Linked DNA regions of Homo sapiens: region 1 is linked to region 2. A link is an interaction called in ENCODE POLR2A ChIA-PET data of the cell type or tissue named here. Cell type or tissue: GM12878. All regions are shown on one strand. Links, peaks and the distances in the headings refer to the core of each region. The heading gives the core; the rest is flanking DNA. Region 1 holds the start of LOC102723464 (a long non-coding RNA gene). Region 2 overlaps LOC105370866 (a long non-coding RNA gene).

The links. ChIA-PET counts read pairs that join two places held together with the same protein. Peaks named below come from ENCODE experiments on the same cell type or tissue, not always from the same donor. Only the 100,000 strongest peaks of a DNase experiment are listed, where the experiment ranks them.
Region 1: POLR2A ChIA-PET joins it to region 2 with 7 read pairs; 19 of 35 experiments call an interaction of 5 or more read pairs at or near these places.

Annotation. Positions count from the first base shown.
Region 1 is chr15:65,623,056-65,632,532 of GRCh38, reverse strand. SLC24A1 (solute carrier family 24 member 1) reads right to left here. Exons shown (of 10, transcript NM_004727.3): 2 at 6,563-8,578. The coding sequence starts at 8,452. LOC102723464 (a long non-coding RNA gene) reads left to right here and starts at 8,574. Exons shown (of 2, transcript XR_932375.3): 1 at 8,574-9,477. RefSeq lists a silencer at 764-893. In GM12878, for the core only: no CTCF peak of the experiment used is centred there; a DNase peak (open chromatin) is centred at 1,512.
Region 2 is chr15:65,816,796-65,826,377 of GRCh38, reverse strand. The region is part of intron 1 of LOC105370866 (a long non-coding RNA gene); the gene reads right to left. It also overlaps the pseudogene HNRNPA1P44. Among named protein-coding and RNA genes, the nearest start is that of DENND4A, 29 kb to the right of the region's middle. RefSeq lists an enhancer at 4,948-5,067. In GM12878, for the core only: a CTCF peak has its summit at 2,055; a DNase peak (open chromatin) is centred at 7,277; H3K4me3 peaks cover 994 bases; H3K27ac peaks cover 4,478 bases.

The sequences.
Region 1 (9,477 bases), core at 1,478-9,477, 200 kb after region 2:
CAGACTTTGTTCCTGGGCTTCAGACTCATTTGTGCCACTGCCTCCCAGATACACCCACTTGGAAGTGACCTAAGCACCCAAACTCACTATTCCAAAGTGTCTCCCTAAACTTATTCTTCTTTCTCAGTGGATGCCACTACCATCCACCCTGCTGCTCAAGCCAAAAAGATCAGCATCATCCTTGATTTTCCTGATTCTCTCACCCTCCATATCCACTTCACACCAAGTCCAGATGATTCTGTCTTAAAACATTCACAAATACATATACATATAAACAGCCCACAACAGCCTCCTAACTGGACTCCCTGCTTCCACTCTTGCACACCTACAATTCATTCTCTACTCAGCAGCTAGGGAGGACTCTCATTACTTCATTCCCTTGTTGAGCTTGAAATAAAATCCAGGCTGGGCACGATGGCTTACACCTGTAATCCCAGAACTTTGGGAGGCCGAGGCAGGCAGATCACAAGGTCAAGAGATCGAGACCATCCTGGACAACATGGTGAAACCCCATCTCTACTAAAAATACAAAAATTAGCTGGGTGTGGTGGCGTGTGCCTGTAGTCCCAGGTACTTGAGAGGCTGAGGCAGGAGAATCACTTGAACCTGGGACGCGGAGGTTGCAGTGAGCTGAGATCGCGCCACTGCACTCCAGCCTAGCAACAGAGCGAGACTCTGTCTCAAAAATAAAAATAAAATAAAATCCAAACTCTGTATCTGATGCACAGGGCCCTGCATGGAGTATTAGGCTGGTACAAAAGTAATCGCGGTTTTTGCCATTAAAAGCGAAACTAATGACAAAAACCACAATTACTTTTGCACCAAACTAATAGCTCCCACCCTCTTCTCCAGTGGTATTCTGTACCCCTCTCCCTATTACTCACTAACCACACTGGCCTTTATTCTTTCCTCTAATGTGCCAAGCTCTCTTTTCCAGCTCTGAGCTTTTGCAAATGCTGTTCCCTCTTCCAGGAATTCTTGTCACTGGCTATGGGGTGGTTTCCCTTCTCATTCTGCAGATCTCTACTTGAAATTCTCCTCCAAGAGACCTCCTACACTCTCCCTCACTAAAGGGGGCCCACTATTATTTACAATCACTCTCTATCACATGCCCTGTTTATTTCCTTTATAGTACTTGTCATATGCTGAAATTAACATCTTAGTTTATTTTACTTGTTTTTCATCCATATGTCCACTCCCCCACACTAAAAAAAATTCTGTTGGTTGCATATTTCCAATTAATTCAGGTGGCAGAGCATCTAGAAATTATGCTGTTCTTTGTAGAACACCATGAATATCTAATTTCATATTGAATCCCATCATATGCACTAGGAGAAAATATTACTGGGTTGTATGAATGCATGTAAAATCTCAACTACAAGCTTACACATATCCATGAAAACAACAAACTGTTAAACTAGATGTGATCAGATGTTTGAGTTTTTCTGTTAATATTTGTTTATTTCTCATGCATTCATTTTGTCATCTGCTGGCACCCACTAGCAGGTGAACATTGAAAGCTTTTTTTTTTTAATATTGTGGTTAGGTTTTAGTTTTGTTTTGAGACAGAGTCTTGCTCTGTTGCCCAGGCCGGAGTGCAGTGGCATGATGTCAGCTCACTGCAACCTCCGCCTGCTGGGTTCCAGCAATTCTCCTGCCTCAGCCTCCCGAGAAACTGCAATTACAGATGCGTGCCACCACGCCTGGCAAATTTTTGTATTTTTAGTAGAGATGAGGATTCACCATGTTGGCCAGGCTGATCTTGAACTCCTGACCTCAAGTGATCCACCCACCTCGGCCTCCCAAAGTGCTGGGATTACAGGCGTGAGCCACCGCACCTGGCCAAAAGATTAAGAAAATTTTATGAAGAGAAACCCTAAAATTGAGCATTCAACTCTTACCATCTTTTCCTGACAATTAGAGGGAAACTGATTATTATTCAAAGAGTCGAAGAAGGGAACCCCTCAGCCCAGGCTACAGTGGGCCCTTTGGCAGCACAGTGAGTTCCCTGGAGTCTAGTGTAGGCAGGACCCACAGAGGCAGGGGGGGTTCTCGGCGGCTGCTTCCTGCACACAGCCCCTTGCCTCCAAAGCAGGTAGCTGGCTCTATAGGTCACTGATAGAAGCCCTTAGGATAAATGCCAACCCTGATAAGAAAAGGGAGGACCAGCCCCTAAACAGGCAGCAGGTTTGTCTGCTTGAGGTCTTGTTGATTGGTTTAATTTTTAAAATCCTGCCAGGGACCAGGCGTGGTGGTGGCTCACACCTGTAATCCCAGCACTTTGGGAGGTCAAGGTGAGAGGATTGCTTGAAGCCAGGAGTTTGAGACCAGCCTGAGTAACATAGTGAGACACACCTCCATATCCTCCCCCTCCCCACCTTCTCTACAAAAAGTTTTTTAAATTAGCTGGGTGTGGTGGCATGCACATGTAGTCCCAACTACTCAGGAGGCTGAGGAGGGAGACTGCCTGAGTCTGGGAGGTCAAGGCTGTAGTGAGTCGTGCTTGAGCCACTGCACTCCAGCCTGGGTGACAGGGCAATACCTCATCTCAAAAATAAATAAAAAAGTCCTTCCAGGATGAAAATAGCCCCCAGTGCATTTAGGAGAGAATAGCAGACTTTTCCCCAGGAGTATTCTCGAGGGAAGAGTGTGGGTACGGAGCTTCCAAAGGAGCCCCAACTAGGCTCTTTTCTCTGCTTTGCATCCCTTTTTGCCATTGGCTTTCCACAGGACTGTCTTGCTAATCATACACCTCATGTAGATGGCTGGTGCTTCCTGGCTAATCTAGTCAAGTATAAAGAAGGGCCCCTGCTGTCCTTCAAATACCAATAATGCTTTTCAGCCAGCCTAGCGCCTCTGCTTTGCTGTCTGTTGGCTTTCTGTGACTATGCATGGTCAAGGCAGGTCAGAGATTTATCATTTTTGGCCAGAACAAATACACTGAGAGCTTCAAAACCAAGTATACTTGAAAACTAAGTTTCAGAGAGACAGCCTGTGTTCAGAGTTAGACTGTGTTGATAACTATGCAAACATTTACCATTTCCTTACTGGGGTCATAAAAGGCATCCTCAAACCAATATATGTCAATCTGACGATGTTGTCCAAAATATTTTTAGCTTTGAATTTTTTTCAGCCAGTATCAAAAGTGAGACTCTAAAATACTTACTATATGTCTATGTCAAATACTAAGTCCTTTATTTTTTTCTGGAAATATTCTTAAGTAAATTCTGATTAGAATCACTCCTAAAACACCATTATCCTGATTCTAGATACTCAGGGCAGAATAAACGGTAAAGTGAAAGATGCTCCAGCTCAGAAACTCAACAGCTATCAGGTGGGTGAATATCCAGTAATAAAATGGATTGTTCTCCGCTGATTGTATGTTTCCAAGTTGCTCAGGAAGAAGAATACCTGCAAGTATGTTGCTCTTACTAAAATACCACGTGGCCATTCCAATTAGTTTATTTATTATCTGTAGCTGCTTTCACACTACAAGGACAGAGTTCAGTAGCTTTGACAGAGACTATATGGTTTGCAAATCCTAAAATATTTACTGTCTGGCCCTTTACCGAAAAAGTTTGCCAACTTCTACATAGCTCATCCATTCACTTTACAGACGAGCAACCTAAGTCCTGTTTGAAAAGCAAAGTGGCTTTGTAGCACTTTGCACAGGGTTCACTTCATTGCAGTTAATTTTCTCTAGGCTTGTCCCTTCTACTGGATACAATCTTTTTATTTCCCACAGTGGCTTTCATTTAACTTAATAATAATGGTTTGTTGTATTGCATTGACTTGCCCAGGGAAACAGGAATAGTCAGCAATGGAACCTGGCTTAAAACCCAGATATCGTGATTCATGATCAATGGTAAGGATCACCAAGTAGCTGTGTAACTTTGGCTGAGTAATTATCCTCTCTGAGCTTCAGTTTCCTCACCTGCAAGATGAAGGTAATCCATTCCTTGTATGGTTTTATGAGAAATGTTAAGACAATGTATGTATGGAATAGGCTCTCCGTAAGCATGGATTCTCAACCCCTGACTCCTTTGTCTCACTAAACTAGAGTTCTGGAACTTTTAGGATTACCTGAGGAAACTGAACTAAATACTTATGGAACTTCTTCTAAGAACAAGACACTGGGCTTGGCCCTTTAGGAGGCACAAAAATTATTTCCCCATTTAGTGGCAGTGATAAGCCTGATGTGACCAGACTTATGATCTGGTTAAAGGGAAATAAGCATCCTTGAAGGGGTGATGACATTTAAAAAATGCTAAAGGGGCCAGGTGTGGTGGTTCATGACTGTAACTTCAGCAGTTTGGGAAGCTGAGGCGGGAGGATCACTTAAGACCAGGAGTTTGAGACCAGCCTGGGCAACATGGTGAGGTCCCCATCTCTACAAAATATTAAAAATTAGCTGGGCATGGTAGCACATGCCTACAGTCCCAGCTACTAGGGAGGCTGAGGTGGGGATTGCTTGAGCCCAGGAGTTCTAGGCTGCAGTGAGCTATGAGTGCACCAGTGCACTCCAGCCTGGGCAACAGAACAAGACCCTGTCTCTTTAAAAAAATTCATACTGGATCTATTTCAACAAATAAGAACAGAGATGTAATCATCACTGTGCTTACTAGTTGGCAAGGAGTTGCTACTAAAGCCCTTGAAGAGTCCCTTCAGTAGGTTATGTATTCTCTTTTGAAATGATGATTATGCTTCATTTGTCCTGCAAGCTTTGCTTTGATGGTCAGAGTTTGTAGAGTCTAAATAAAAGCAGAATTACTATGAGGGACTAGGAAGCAAGTCAGAGGCACTTTGGAAACTGCTGGCCTGTTGTACACCAAAGCATTAGGCATTTTCTTCAGAGGAGAATACCAGGACTTCATGGCCACCCCTGAGAACTTAGCAAGGCCTGCCCTAAGACCTGCATTAGGAGGGAGGTTCCTGTTTCCTTGTATTAAATTCTGTAATGCTCTAAGCCTCTCTTTCTTTTTGAAGCCTTTGGCTTCATGGAGGACAGTCTGGTGGGAAATAGCACTGAATGGGGAGTTAGGAGACTGGGTTCCTGTTCCAGTTCTGATACCTGCTGGCTATATGACCCTGGGCAGGATATTTCCTTTTTTGGATCATCTGCAAATGACACAATAGAAGCTCAGTTGACCAGATCAGACAAATAACCATTGCATTGGGTCCTGACAGAACTGAACTCACTTGGACACAGACATTATCATAGAATGTTAGAGTTAGACAGGACCTTTCAGTGATTAGTTGGACTCTGTCATTTCTCCTAGAGAGGGCAAAGGACCTGTCTATGGTCACACAATTCATTAGAGGCAGAATCAGATTAGAACTCAGGTTTCCTGGCTCTCTATTCCGTGCTTTGGCCAGAACAACATGTTATCTAAAAAGTCTAAAGGAAGTGCATTTAATCTCCCTTGCCTCAAATATCTCACAGACACGTTGCTGAGTTTGGTCTCCATTCTGCTCACTCATCAAAACTGCTCTGGATTAAGTAGCTAAGTCCTTCCACTCTGCATGCAAAATTCTGCTCACACCAGCGGCTTCTCTGAGACCTGGAATAGGCAGGCTGTGAGCCAACCCTTACCCAAACTCACCCTTTAGGAGCAGGAGAGAAGTGGGGTCCGTGTTCCCTAAGGTACCCTCACTTTAGAGTCTCAAGGAACAAAAAACTTGGAATGATCCGGGTGTGGTGGTATGTGCCTGTAGTCCCAGTTACTCCCAACCCAAAAAACCCAAAAAATTTTGGAATGAATTTTCAGAGATCACTTCTGCAATTAATAATCTTTCAGGTTATTGAATCATCCAATGAATTTAACAGGAAGGTCCCTCAAGCGGGCAGAGAAGTTCTTGGAAAGGAACTTATGGGTCAGGAGAAAGCCCAGGATTAGTGCTCCTGGTGTCTGGTCTCCAGCGGGCACAGAGAGAAGGGCTCTGTCCCCAGGGCTAGCTTGTCAGTGGGTGAGTAGAGCTCCCATCTTCTCTAATATTTTCAGAACAAAACAAAAATATAAAACCCTCCCCCTTCTCAGACGCCATCCAAGCCATCAGCCCCTCCAAGTCTGGAATGTGAACTAATGGGATTAAATGAAAATGAGGGTGCTAGCTAAACCCTGAACGCCATGCACATGGAAGAGATGATCATTTTTCCTCGCCTGGCATCTTCTTGGACATTCTCCAAAGCCCAACTCAAATGTCATTTCCAAACACCTGGTCGCACCAACCCAAGTTCAAATCTTGGCTCCACTGCCTATTTGCTGTGTGACCTTGAACATGTGGTTTAACTTCTTTGGGCTTCGGTTTTCTCTCCTGCAAATGGGGATCATAATATAACCAGTTTATAGGGTGATTAGGGGTTGAGCCAATGTCATGCTTACAAAGGCCCCAGCACAGTGCCTGGCAGAGAACAGGTACTCTATAAATGTTGAATAAATAGTAAGGGAACCAGAGCATTCATCTCTTGAGGTCTGATCCAGCACCTTCTCTTCAGGTCCTGGCTTCGCCACATCCTTTCATCTCAAAGGGGCTAGAGAAACCTGAGCCAATTTGTCCTTACCTTGCTGAGGTCTTCTAAGGCCATGACCTTGGCCACTGGCCTCCTGCTGAGCTGCTCCTTCACCCAGACCTCGATATGCTTGTTCCACTTCATGGTGAACACATAGAAGGCATAGGCCAGCAGCAGCAGCAGGCTCTCCCACCAGGCAATGAGGCTGTCCAGGAAGAAGAGGATGAGCATTATCAGGTCAAGGATGTAGAAGGAGACATCACGGAATAAGGGCCACCAGGTGAGGTTGAGGATCTCTCGGGAGAAGAGGGAACAAGTGCCAATGACAAAGAGAATGTTGAACACAGCAGAGCCCACAATGGTACCAATGCCCACGTTGCTGTGGGAAATGAAGACACCGATGAGGGAGGTGAAGAGCTCAGGAGCAGAGCCTCCAGCAGCCATGAATGTGGCGCCTGCCACATCCTCGGAGATCTGCAGCTTGTCTGTGATGACACCCAGGGCTGGAACGAAGTACTCGTCGCAAACAATGGCCAAGGCCACAAACACATACATCATGCCAAAAACGTGCAGGACCACCCAGCCCTGCCGCCGCTCCTCCACACTGAACAGATCTGGGGGGTACTCTCCCTTGGGGTGGAGGTCTGGCAAGCTGGGAGGCAGCACTGAGGGACTAGGACTGAGCTCCTCTGGGAGCAGGGCTGTTGTGAGGCTTGGGGAGGGAGTGGTGAGCATGGCTGGGGTTGGCTTCACAACCACACAGTGATGGACCTGCATGGTCAGCTTTGCCCTGACCGTAGGGGTTGTTGAGGTGCTGGGTGCTGTGGAAGGTTTCTTTGCCAGCCTCCAGACTATGGCTGGGGCTGTTTTGATGGCTGATACACTGGTCCTGGGTGAAGGATTCCTAAGACTCCAGGCAGCAGTGAAGGCTTTGGTTTCTGCTGGGCTGCTGCCTGTCATGGTGCTTATTGTCACCTGCCCCTCAGAGGTGGCTGGGGTATGCAACAGGACTGTTCCCTGGGGAGTCTTCGGGTTGCTCTTTCCCACTAACCCCCAGGGATGGGCTGAGCTGTTACTTTCCACTCTTCTGGGGGGAAACAGGTTGTTTTTTTCCATGACGCTCCTTGGAGAAGTCAAGACGTTTGCTTCTACCTCATGTGTCAGAAAAGTTGGGGTGCTATCAAACATTCCCTTGAGAGTGGTTGGGGTGGTTTCCTCCATTATTCTCTTAAGAGAGTTGGTTTCGAGTATTTTATAGGTTGCTGTAATGTCACTGTCTTTCACTGTTGTCCTGGGGGTGATCGCATGGCTTGTTTCCATTGTCATGAATGTGGACGGCACGTAAGTGCCTACTCTTCTACCACGTGGGGAAGGAGTATACTTCACCTTTTCCCTCACTTGAGTTGGGCTGTAGCTCTTCATTTCTCCCCTGGGTGTTGGGGTATACTTTTTTACTATTTGTCTGCTTGAAGTTGAGGTGTAGTAAGTCAGTGTTCTACTGGATGTTGGGGTGTCTTCCTTCCTTCTTTCTGTACCTGCTGCTGTTGGGCTGTAATTATTCTTGGTTGTTGTTGGGATCATCTTGGCTGTTCTTTTAGGCATACTGGGGATATTCTCCACTGTCATGCTCAGTGTTGCTTCATCACTGCCCACTGAGGCTTGGGGTACCAGCATCTTACCCCCCATTTCGGAGCTAGGTTTTGAAGGGCTGCTGCTCATCATCATCATCTCTTCACTGGAGAGGTCCCGACTGGCCAGTTTTATAGGCTGATGAGAAGAGACTGCTGCCCACAATGAGGAAAGGCCCCGGGGTCTCCTAAGGTGCTGATAAGTAGAACCGATGATCAACATTCCCAGTAAGAAGAGGAGGCGACTCCAATGAAGCCGCTTTGTCCGGAGTAACCACCTCTCTTGCGGCCCCATCCTGATCAATTTCCCCATGCTGGCCAGTTATATCTGGTTACAGAAGGCCTCTCATTCTGTCCTAAGATGGAGGCTACTCTGGGATTCAGGTTGGTGATCAGAGAAGATTTCTCCATGAAGCCCAGCCAGGGGGTATCCACAACCCTAGGTGGGTAAAAAAAAGAGATTATTTACCACTAAGAGGAGATCTGGGATCCATAACACCCTCATATAGAAAAAAGTGATAATAGAAGCCCCAGGAACACAAAAGTATCATGCATGGGGTCTTTGCAAGAGTAAACTACTCCTGCCCCCTGCTCCAGAGGAAAATGCCTACTCTTAAGAGAAAGAGTGCCTAGGGGTCCTCTGTACTATGTAGGCATGCCAGCCCCCCAGGTTCCTGAGCTGGAGCCTGAGTGCACTATGGAGTCCACCAAGTCCTCCCTGGGCTCTCAGCAAAAGATCTGCCAGTACTCTTCAGGTCCAAGCCTAAGATCCTGGGAGCTCAGTCATCCATAGCTGGTGTCAGGCCACAGGTCTCACCTTATCAAAGGCAGGAAGGAGGTAGGGAGATATGGCTTTAAGCTATAGACAAAAAGAGGCAGCAGTGGAGGGCATTGCCAGGGACATTAAGGCTCCATGTATTTTTTTGAACTGACTTAAAACAATTCCACCATCCAGAGTGGGCAAAGCTTAAAAGTTAATGTTATAGAGCTTCCCAGAGAATATGGCATGGTGGGAGGATCATGGGGAATGGAGTTGAAAGCCTAGACTCCCTGTTCTGCTGCTTACCAGCTGTGTCATCCTGGACAGGCTGAGCCTTGGTGCCTCATCTGTGAAATGGGCATGATAACATATATATTGTTTATGCAAAGATAATCTCTAGAAGGACATCTGGGGAAGGGAAACTGAGGATCAAAGGTCAGAAGGTGACTTATTTTCACTGTATATTCTGTTAGTTTGACCTTTTTATCATGTGCATGTTATAATATTTTTAATTTAAATTAAATTAGAATATGAATAATAACAGTGTCACAGGAATGTTGAGCGAGTAAAAACATATG
Region 2 (9,582 bases), core at 1-8,000:
GACTGAGGTGGGAGGATCACCTGAGCCTGGGGAGGTTGAGGCTGTAGTGAGCCAAGATTGAGCCACTGCACTCCAGCCTGGGCAAGAGAGTGAGACCCTGTCTTAAAAAAAAAACATATATACATATATATATATATATATATATATATACACACACACGCACACACACACACACACACAAATAGATACATATATACACACACATAGATATTTTAGATGATTTTGATTCTTTACTATATTTTTCCCTCTTCACTTTCGTTGTAGCAGGACAAGCCACAGACAAAACTCCTCAGACACCGAGTTAAAGAAGGAAGAGGTTTATTCGGCCAGGAGCATCGGCAGGACTCCTGTCTCAAGAGCCGAACTCCCTGAGTGAGCAATTCCTGTCCCTTTTAAGAGCTCACAACTCTAAGGGGGTCCGCGTGAGAGGGTTGTGATCAATTGAGCAAGCAGGGGGTACGTGACAGGGGCTGCATGCACCAGTGGTCAGAGTGAAACAGAACAGACCGGGAAGTTTTACAATGTCTTTCTATAATCTATAGATAACATCAGTTGCTAGGTCAGGGGTCGAATTTTAGGCTTAGGTCAGGCAGGCCCAGGCCTGGTTTCGGGTCTGGTTCCTAGGTTTTGGGTCTGGTTCCTAGGTGCCAGGCTACCTGCCTTTAGTTTTGCTTCTCTATCCTTTTCTGAGTATAAAACAATATAAAACAATATGAGAGGGTCTGTCTCTCTTCTCTCATAGTGACAGGTATGAGATCAATTCAGCTTTAACTGGACTCACTCATCTTGCAACTCTGAAAAATTAAAAAAAAAATTTTTTTTCCCACAACTGTAGCATCAGGCATGGTGGTTCACACCTGTAATCCCAGCACTTCGGAGGACAAGGCAGGTGGATTGTTTGAGTCCAGAAGTTTGAGACCAGCCTGGCCAACATAGCAAATTAGCTCTGCATGGTGGTGTGTGCTTGTAATTCCAGCTACTCAGGAGCCTAAGGCACGAGAATTGCTTCAACCTGGGAAGTCGTGCAGTGAGCTGTCAGCTGTAGTGGAGCCAAGATTGTGCAACTGCACTCCAGCCTGGGTGACCCCCCCAAAAAATTTTTTTTTTACTTGGTACTGTCTGTTAGCCTTACATAAAGCTTTATCAATTTACATTTCCAATAAAAAGTTGAAAAGATGCTAAACCTCACTTATAATCAGGAAAATGCAAATTAAAATAACAATAGGACAATATTTTTTTTCCCATTTGGGTTCACAAATGTAAAAAGGTTGATAATGCAAAGTATGGAGGGAGATAGAGACATTTGTCCTCACATAAAAGTTCTTTTAACAACGAGAATCTACACATTAGGGAGTGTTCCTGAGAGAGATTAAAAGTGATTATATTATGCTAGATTGTTGTGATAAATAAACAAAGGACGCTTCTGTTACAGGTTCATTCGTTATTTTATGTGTGCTAATAGCCCTGCTGTTAACATGTATCCATTGAGCATTTTTATCTTGTATCATTATATTCTTTTCTTTTTTCTTTTGTATTTTCTATTTCTTGTATCATTATTTTCTAATCACTAATTCATTAATTCACTAAGTAGACACGAATTTCTCTATTTTATCTTCTATTATCTATTTTTTTAATAAAAAAGACAGGGTCTTAGTATGCTGCCCAGGCTGGTCTCAAACTCCTGGGCTCATCCTCCCGCCTCAGCCTTCCAAAGTGCTGGGATTACAGGCAGGAGCAACTGCCCCTGGCCAGATGTCTCCATTTTAATAGCTATAGTTTAGTTTACCATTTACACAGCACTTTCTCATCAAATACTTTCATTGATCTCTGCTTCAGTGACAGGGGGAGGTGCTATTTTCAGATGAGGAAATTGAATCTCAGAGAAGTTAAATGATTTTCCAAGGTCACAGTCACTAATAACTGGAGGGGCTCAGGTCCTCTGACTCCCAGTTCCACCAGCTTCCCACTTTCTCAATTGCTTTTCAAACGAAGCACAGTGGAAGGCCTCCCTGGCTCTTCCATGGAGTTCAAGTCAATCCGAAAGGAACCACAAGGGGCAGAATGGTGCAGTGGAGGATACAGCTAGCTGGAAGCCTGAGAACTGTTTTTTTCTTCACTCTGTGCTTCTCCCAGTTGTGTGACCATAGGCAAGTCATTTAGCCTCATGGAGCCTCACTGGCCTCTTTAGGAAAATAGAGATGAAGAGATGACGCTTGCTTACTGGTGTTGAAAGCAGAGATGATGCCATGCAGTTTCTTCTAGCTGTGAGGGTTTTTTTTTGTTTTTTGTTTTTGAGACAGTCACATTCTGTCGCCCAGGCTAGAGTATCATGGTGCGATCTCGGCTCCAACCTCTGCCTCCAGGGTTCAAGTGATCCTCCCACCTCAGCCCTCAAGTAGCTCGGACTACAGGAGTGGGCCACACTACACTTGGCTAATTTTTATATTTTTAGAAGAGATGGGGTTTCACCATGCTAGCCAGACTGGTCTCAAACTCCTGGGCTCAAGTGATCCACCTGCCTGAGCCTCCCAAAGTGCTAGGATTACAGGAGTGAGCCACCGCGCCTAGCCACCTAGCTGTGAGATTTTGAGCCAAACTTAGACTAGTGCTCCTTCTCTGCTCATATATTTTACAAAATACCACTTTCTGCAATGGATTTAGTCTCTGCAAATGTGAACTCATAACAGACAAACTCACCATATAATTAATGCTTTCCTTGATTGGGGTCTAAAACTGTTCCCTTACCTTTTTTTTTCTTTTACTTTTTCTTTTTTTTTTAAGTATTATTAGGTAAACTTGCTGAAAGATAAGGAAATCCCAAGAGAACAACAGCAAATGGTTTCAGGTAGCTCACTGTATCTGAAAAGGTGTTTTCTGCCTGGATCTCTATTTGGTGTGGCCACCTACATTGTTTGTTGCCTATTACATATTTTTACAGATTTTATTATTACAGGTTTTTTTTTTGAGACAGGGTCTCGCTCTGTTGCCCAGGCTGGAGTGCAGTGGCACGACCTCAGCTCACTGCAGCCTCTGCCTCCCGGGTTCAAGCGATTCTCCTATCTCAGCCTCCTGAGTAGCTGGGATTACAGGTGCCCGCCACCATGCTTGGCTAATTTTTGTATTTTTAGTAGAGATGGGGTTTCACCATGTTGGCCAGGCTGGTCTCAAACCCCTGACCTCGGGTGATCCGCCCGCCTCAGCCTCTCAAAACGGTGGTATTACAGGCATGAGCCACTGCACTCGGCTCACAGTTGTTTCTTTATAGTTTCAATTTCCATAAGCCAAAGAGTCTTTGTTTTGTTTTGTTTTGTTTTTAAGACAGAGTCTCCCTCTGTTGCCCAGGCTGGAGTACAGAGGTGCAATCTCAGCTCACTGCAACCTCTGCCTCCTGGGTTCAAGCAATTCTCCTGCCTCAGCCTCCCAAGTAGCTGGGACTATAGGCTCATGCCACCATGCCCAGCTAATTTTTGTATTTTTAGTAGAGACAGGGTTTCACTATATTGGCCAGGCTGGTCTCGAACTCCTGACCTCGTGATCCGCCCACCTTGGCCTCCCAAAGAGCTGGGATTACAGGCATGAGCCACTGCACCCGGCCAAGCCAAAGATTTTACAAGCTGGAAAGAGCCTTAAGAGATCACTTGATCCTTTCCCCTGTCTTCGAGCGGGTAAAATATTTTTCCATTTAGCAGAGGAAGCATCCAGTGCCCAGAAAGCCTGAAAGTTATTGAAGGTTTCACAGCCAGCAATTACCCTCATGCTGCAGGACTTATTCCATTCTTGCTGCACGACCATTTATTAGCAATCCTGACTCTTCCAGAAAATTGCAATGAAAGCCAAAAAGAGTAAACTATATGATCATTAGTTGTTTTCTTTTTATCACACATCCTGAATTCTTCTAGTCCTAACCATATTTTGATGTATTATTTATAAGAGCCATCTGGTCACAGGTTCCTGGAGAAAACTCTGGAATTTTAAAAAGTCTGCTTTATTTTTCCAGGAAACACACTGCATAGCTCCAATCTATCCTTTACGTGTTCATCAGGGATACAGAAGGCAATTTGGATTCTTTTTTTAAATTGAGATATAACTTACCTACAGTAAAGTGCACAACTTTTTTTTTTTTTTTTTTTTAGACAGAGTCTCGCTCTGTTAGCCAGGCTGGAGTGCAGTGACACAGTCTCGGCTCACTGCAACCTCCGCCTCCCAGGCTCAAGAAATTCTCCTGCCTCAGCCTCCCGAGTAGCTGGGATTACAGGCGCCTGCCACCACGCCTGGCTAATTTTTGTATTTTTAGTAGAGACTGTGTTTCACCATGTTGGCCAGGCTGGTCTCAAACTCCTGACCTCATGTAATCTGCCCTCCTCGGCCTCCCAAAGTGCTGGGATTATAGGCATGAGCCACCGTGCCTGGCCTTTTTTTTTTATTTTATTTTAAGATGGAGTCTTGCTCTTGTTGCCCAGGTTGGAGTGCATTGGCACAATCTCGGAAGCTCACTGCAACCTCTGCCTCCCAGGTTCAAACAATTCTCCTGCCTCAGCCTCCTGAGTAACTGGGATTATAGGCGCCCACCCCCACGCCCGGGTGATTTTTGTATTTTTAGTAGAGATGGGGTTTCACCATGTTGGCCAGGCTAGTCTCGAACTCCTGACCTCAGGTGATGCGCCTGCCTCGGCCTCCCAAAGTGCTGGGATTACAGGCGCGAGCCACCGAGCCTGGCCAAAGTGCATAACTTCTAAGTGGACAACTCAAAATATTTTTACATGTGTATGTATCATGTAACACCACTCAGTTCAACATATAGATTGTTACTAGCACCTCTGAAGAATCTCTGTGCCCTATACTAGTCAGCACCCTCTAGGGATAACCACTGTTTTGACTTTTATCACCACAATTTAGTTTTGCCTGTTTTTGAACTTCATATTAATAGAATCAGACAGCATGTATTGTATTTGTTTTCTTTCACTCAACACTATGTCTGTGAAATTATTGACCATATTCTAAAGATGCAATTCATCTTCTGGCTCAAGTCCTCAGGGAATCTGTCAAAACTATGTACATACTATGTTAGCTATACACAGGTATGCATAGTCTAAAAACAGGCAGTTGAGAAAAGAACTTTCTTAAATGACCAAAATAGAATAACCAACCTATGCTGCTCTTGTTGCTTTCTACTCTTGCTTCAATTTCACTTTCATCTCTGCTTTGAAATGGGATCTGATCCACCCAAGTATTTTCTTTTCTTCTCCCACTAATGGATAAATAGCTTATGCAATTTTCCTTATTTATATCCAGCATTCCCCATTAATGCTCCACAATCATTGGTCTACAAGGTATAAATGGCCTCAAGCTATAATTTGATGCAGCCCTCTATCATCAGCAAGAAAAGCATTACTGGGGCCAGGTGCAGTGGCTCATGCCTGTAATCCCAGCACTTTGGGAGGCTGAGGCAGGTGGATCACGAGGAGGTCAGGAGATAGAGGCCATTCTGGCCAACGTGGTGAAACCCCGTCTCTACTAAAATAAGAAGAAAAAATTAGCCGGGCATGTGGCGCATGCCTGTAGTCCCAGCTACCCAGGAGGCTGAGGCAGGGGAATCACTTGAACCCGGGAGGCAGAGGTTGCAGTGAGCCGAGATCCCACCACCGCACTCCAGCTGGGGGACAGAGCAAAACTCTGCCTCAAAAAAAAAAAAAAAAAAGAAAGAAAAGAAAACAAAAGCATTATTATTGGACGGGGTGCAGTGACTCATGCCTGTAATCCCAGCACTTTGGGAGGCCAAGGCAAGCAGATCACTTGAGACTAGAAGTTTGAGACCAGCCTGCCAACATGGTGAAACCCTGTCTCTACTAAAAATACAAAAAACAGCTGGGTGTTGTGGCAGGCACCTGTAATCCCAGCTACTGGGGAGGCTGAGGCAGGAGAATCACTTGAACCCAGGAGGTGGAGGTTGCAGTGAGCCAAGATCGCGCCACTGCACCCCAGCCTGGGCGACAGAATGAGAGCCTATCAAAAAGAAAGAAAAGAAAAGAAAGGAAAGGAAAGAAAAGGAAAGGAAAAGAAAGGAAGAGAAAGAAAGAGAAAATAAAAGAAAGATTAAAGAAAAGAAAGAGAAAGAAAGAAAAGAGAGAAAGGAAAGCATTAAAAGCATTATTATGCTCTATATTCAGATTCAACAGATATTTACTGAGCACATATAATCTTTAATGTATTTTGCTAGGTGTTATGGAGAACTACAAAAATATAGCAAGCATGGGTTCTACCCTTATGAACATTCAGTCTAGCAAAGAAGCAGTATAGTATGGATATCTACATAAAAGATCATAATATAAGCTATAAAGTATTAAAAATGACACCATTTGAGTTAAAAGAAAAAAGATGCTATTCAAAAAGCTCAGAGGAAAAGTTAGCTTCTAGTCAGGGTGGTGTCAAGGAAGCTTGGTGGGAGAGTATTTATACTAGAAGGATTAAAAGAAGTAGGATATCATGACTAGATAGGTTTAGTCATACAGCGGATGGGGCAAGGGCATTTTAGATAACCATAAGGACAAGGACCCTGAACTGGGAAATTATGCTGCATGTACAGGGAGTGACTGTGCAGTCTGACCAAAGAACAGGGCAAGTAATGAAGAAACTGGGGCCCCGGGTGGTTATGGATTACCCAGAGCCATAGCACCAGACAGCCCTAGAATGGGCATTGAATCCCAGGCGTTTTCCTTCTTTAATGCTCCCACAATATGACCAAGTCAACATTTTAGTCACTGCTCTGCTTTATTTACAACAACCCATTATATATTGTCCATTAAGTAATTGACTCAACAAACACTTATCGAATATCTAGTACACTCTAGGCATAATTGGATGCTATGGTCTCCAAGGCTGATTTGATATGTGTTATAAAATACTTTTTCCCAAGTGGGGAATAGGGCTAATATTGGGCTAAGACAGATTGTCTTTGTCTTTGTTAAAATTTTATAGAGTTATACTTCAGAGCAAATACTATAAACAACAAAGACAATTAAATAAACCACAAAAACAGATCTCTGTATCATGTTTTTCTACACGACATCAATACACTGAGTCTTAGCAATGACTGCCCATGTGTTTTTTCCATAACTATGCTTACTTATGTTTTAGCAAGGGGTAATACAGAAGGATATGAAACCCTCCATCCTTGAGCGAAAGTTTAAAAACATTTCTAGTATTATAGTAGAACAAGACTCACTTCCGTTTAGCTTATCAACCACCAAGAGACATTTCCCCTTTGTACTTGTTATGTTTTAGTGTAACTATGGAGACACAGCACTTTCCATGCAAGTGACACACATGATTTTGGTTTAACATACTCATTTTCTGAGAAACATTTTAAAATGTGGTCACTATTTTAAAAATTGTGGTCACTATGAGATCTTTGAGCTACTTTGGTATTTCAATGTAAATCCATACATTTGTTAGCAATATTCATTGAGGGAAGAGTTAAGTACCACGGATTATGGATTCTTTCTGATTCCATCAAACTATTCCTAATTAAAGCTTTGGTGCCAGAAAAAAAAAGGTAATTATGAATTGAACAAATTGGGCTATCAGATATTTTTATAAATCGTAGGGTATATCAAGTTGAGTTTTGAGAGCTCTGTTTCCAGGTATATGGCAGGCTAGGAATTCACACTGCACCTCCCACTGGAAACAATTAAAAAGGCTGAATTAAAAAAAATCTTAAACCTCTTAGAAGCATTGAGCATGGGCAAGAAAGAAAGAAATTATTAGGTCAAAGAGAAGTGAAGAAGGAATCCAGACAGGTAAGTGGACAACACTGTCCAGGTGTACAACACCAGGAGGCACCATTTGGATTCTATTCACCTAAATGATGCTCTTGGGGTTGTTTGATGCTATGGCCCTGAGATCACTTTGCCCTAAGGGCATTTGCTCAACCTGGTGAACTGCAGCTTGGGCTTCACAATGGTTCCAGAGACAAGGTAAAGCCGAGGGCTTGGAGAATCCCATTGGAGACCATTCTCCCAATAAAGCTTGGACCCTTTAGGTGGAGATGAAAACCAGCATATCCATTCATCCTCAGGGTACTGCACAAAAAGTTCCTGTGGAACTAAGTAGAACTAAGTACTAAAAAATACTGTCACTGAAAGACTGACTTGTGATGATCTACAGCCAAAACAGGTTCATAAAAGCCTCAAGCTATTACTCTAAGTTGAGTAGGCAGGCCCCAGGTGCGTGGAAGAAACAAATACAAATCTTCTCTGGAGGAAGGTACCTCAATAACTCACAAATTATTTTCTAAGAAAATTGAGCAGCTCACAGTAACAAACATTAAGCACTCAAAGAAATGCTACTATATAAATGAAAACCAGAAGAAAGAAGAAATCACATACAATAGAATTAAATGGAAAACATCTACAAATATTTGAGAAATTTAAATTATCACACATACAAGGTGAAAAAAACATTTTACTTCTTTTTTTTTTTTTTTGAGACAGAGTTTTGCTCTTGTTGCCCAGGCTGGGTGCAATGGCGCGATCTTGGCTCACAGCAACCTCCACCTCCTGGGTTCAAGCGATTCTCCTGCCTCAGCCTCTGGAGTAGCTGGGAGTAGTCATGCACCACCACGCCTGGCTACTTTTGTATTTTTAGTAGAGATGGGGTTCCTCCACTTTGGTCAGGCTGGCCTCGAACTCCCGACCTCAGGTGATCCACACTCCTCAGCCTCCCAAAATGCTGGGATTACAGGCATGAGCCACCGTGCCTGGTCACCATTTTACTTATTTAAGAAAAAAAAAAATACAAAGTAGAAAATACCTATTTATTAGGCTCATGAACCCCACGGAGGGAGCATCGTTAAAGTCTCTCTTCCCCCTGCCATCATGTCTAAGGCGGAGTTTCCTAAAGAACCAGAACAGCAGAGGAAGCTCTTCACTGGAGGGTTGAGCTTGGAATGAGAGCCTGAGGAGCCATTTTGAGCAATGGGGAACGCTCACAGACTGTGTGGTAATGAGAGATCCAAGCACCAAGCGCTCCAGGGGCTTAGGGTTTGTCACATATGCCCCTGTGGAGGCAGTGGATGCAGCCGTGAATGCAAGGCCACGCAAGGTGGATGAAAGAGCTGTGGAAACAGAGAGCTGTCTCAAGAGAAGATTCTCAAAGACCCAGTGCCCACTTAACTGTGAAAAAGATATTTGTTGGTGGCATTAAAGAAGACACAGGGCCTGGCCCAGTGGCTCACGCCTATAATCCCAGCACTTTGGGAGGCTAAGGTGGGCGGATCACCTGAGGTCGGGAGTTCAAGACCAGTCTGACCAACATGGAGAAACCCAGTCTCTACTAAAAATACAAAATTAGCCGGGTGTGGTGGCGCATGCCTGTAATCCCAGCTACTCCGGGAGGCTGAGGCAGGAGAATCGCTTGAACCTGGGAAGCGGAGGTTGTGGTGAGCCGAGATTGCACCATTGCACTCCAGCCTGGGCGACAGAGTGAAACTCCGTCTCAAAAAAAAAAAAAAAAAAAGACACTGAAGAACAGCACCTAAGAGATTATTTTGAACAGTATGGAAAAATTGAAGTGATTGAAATCATG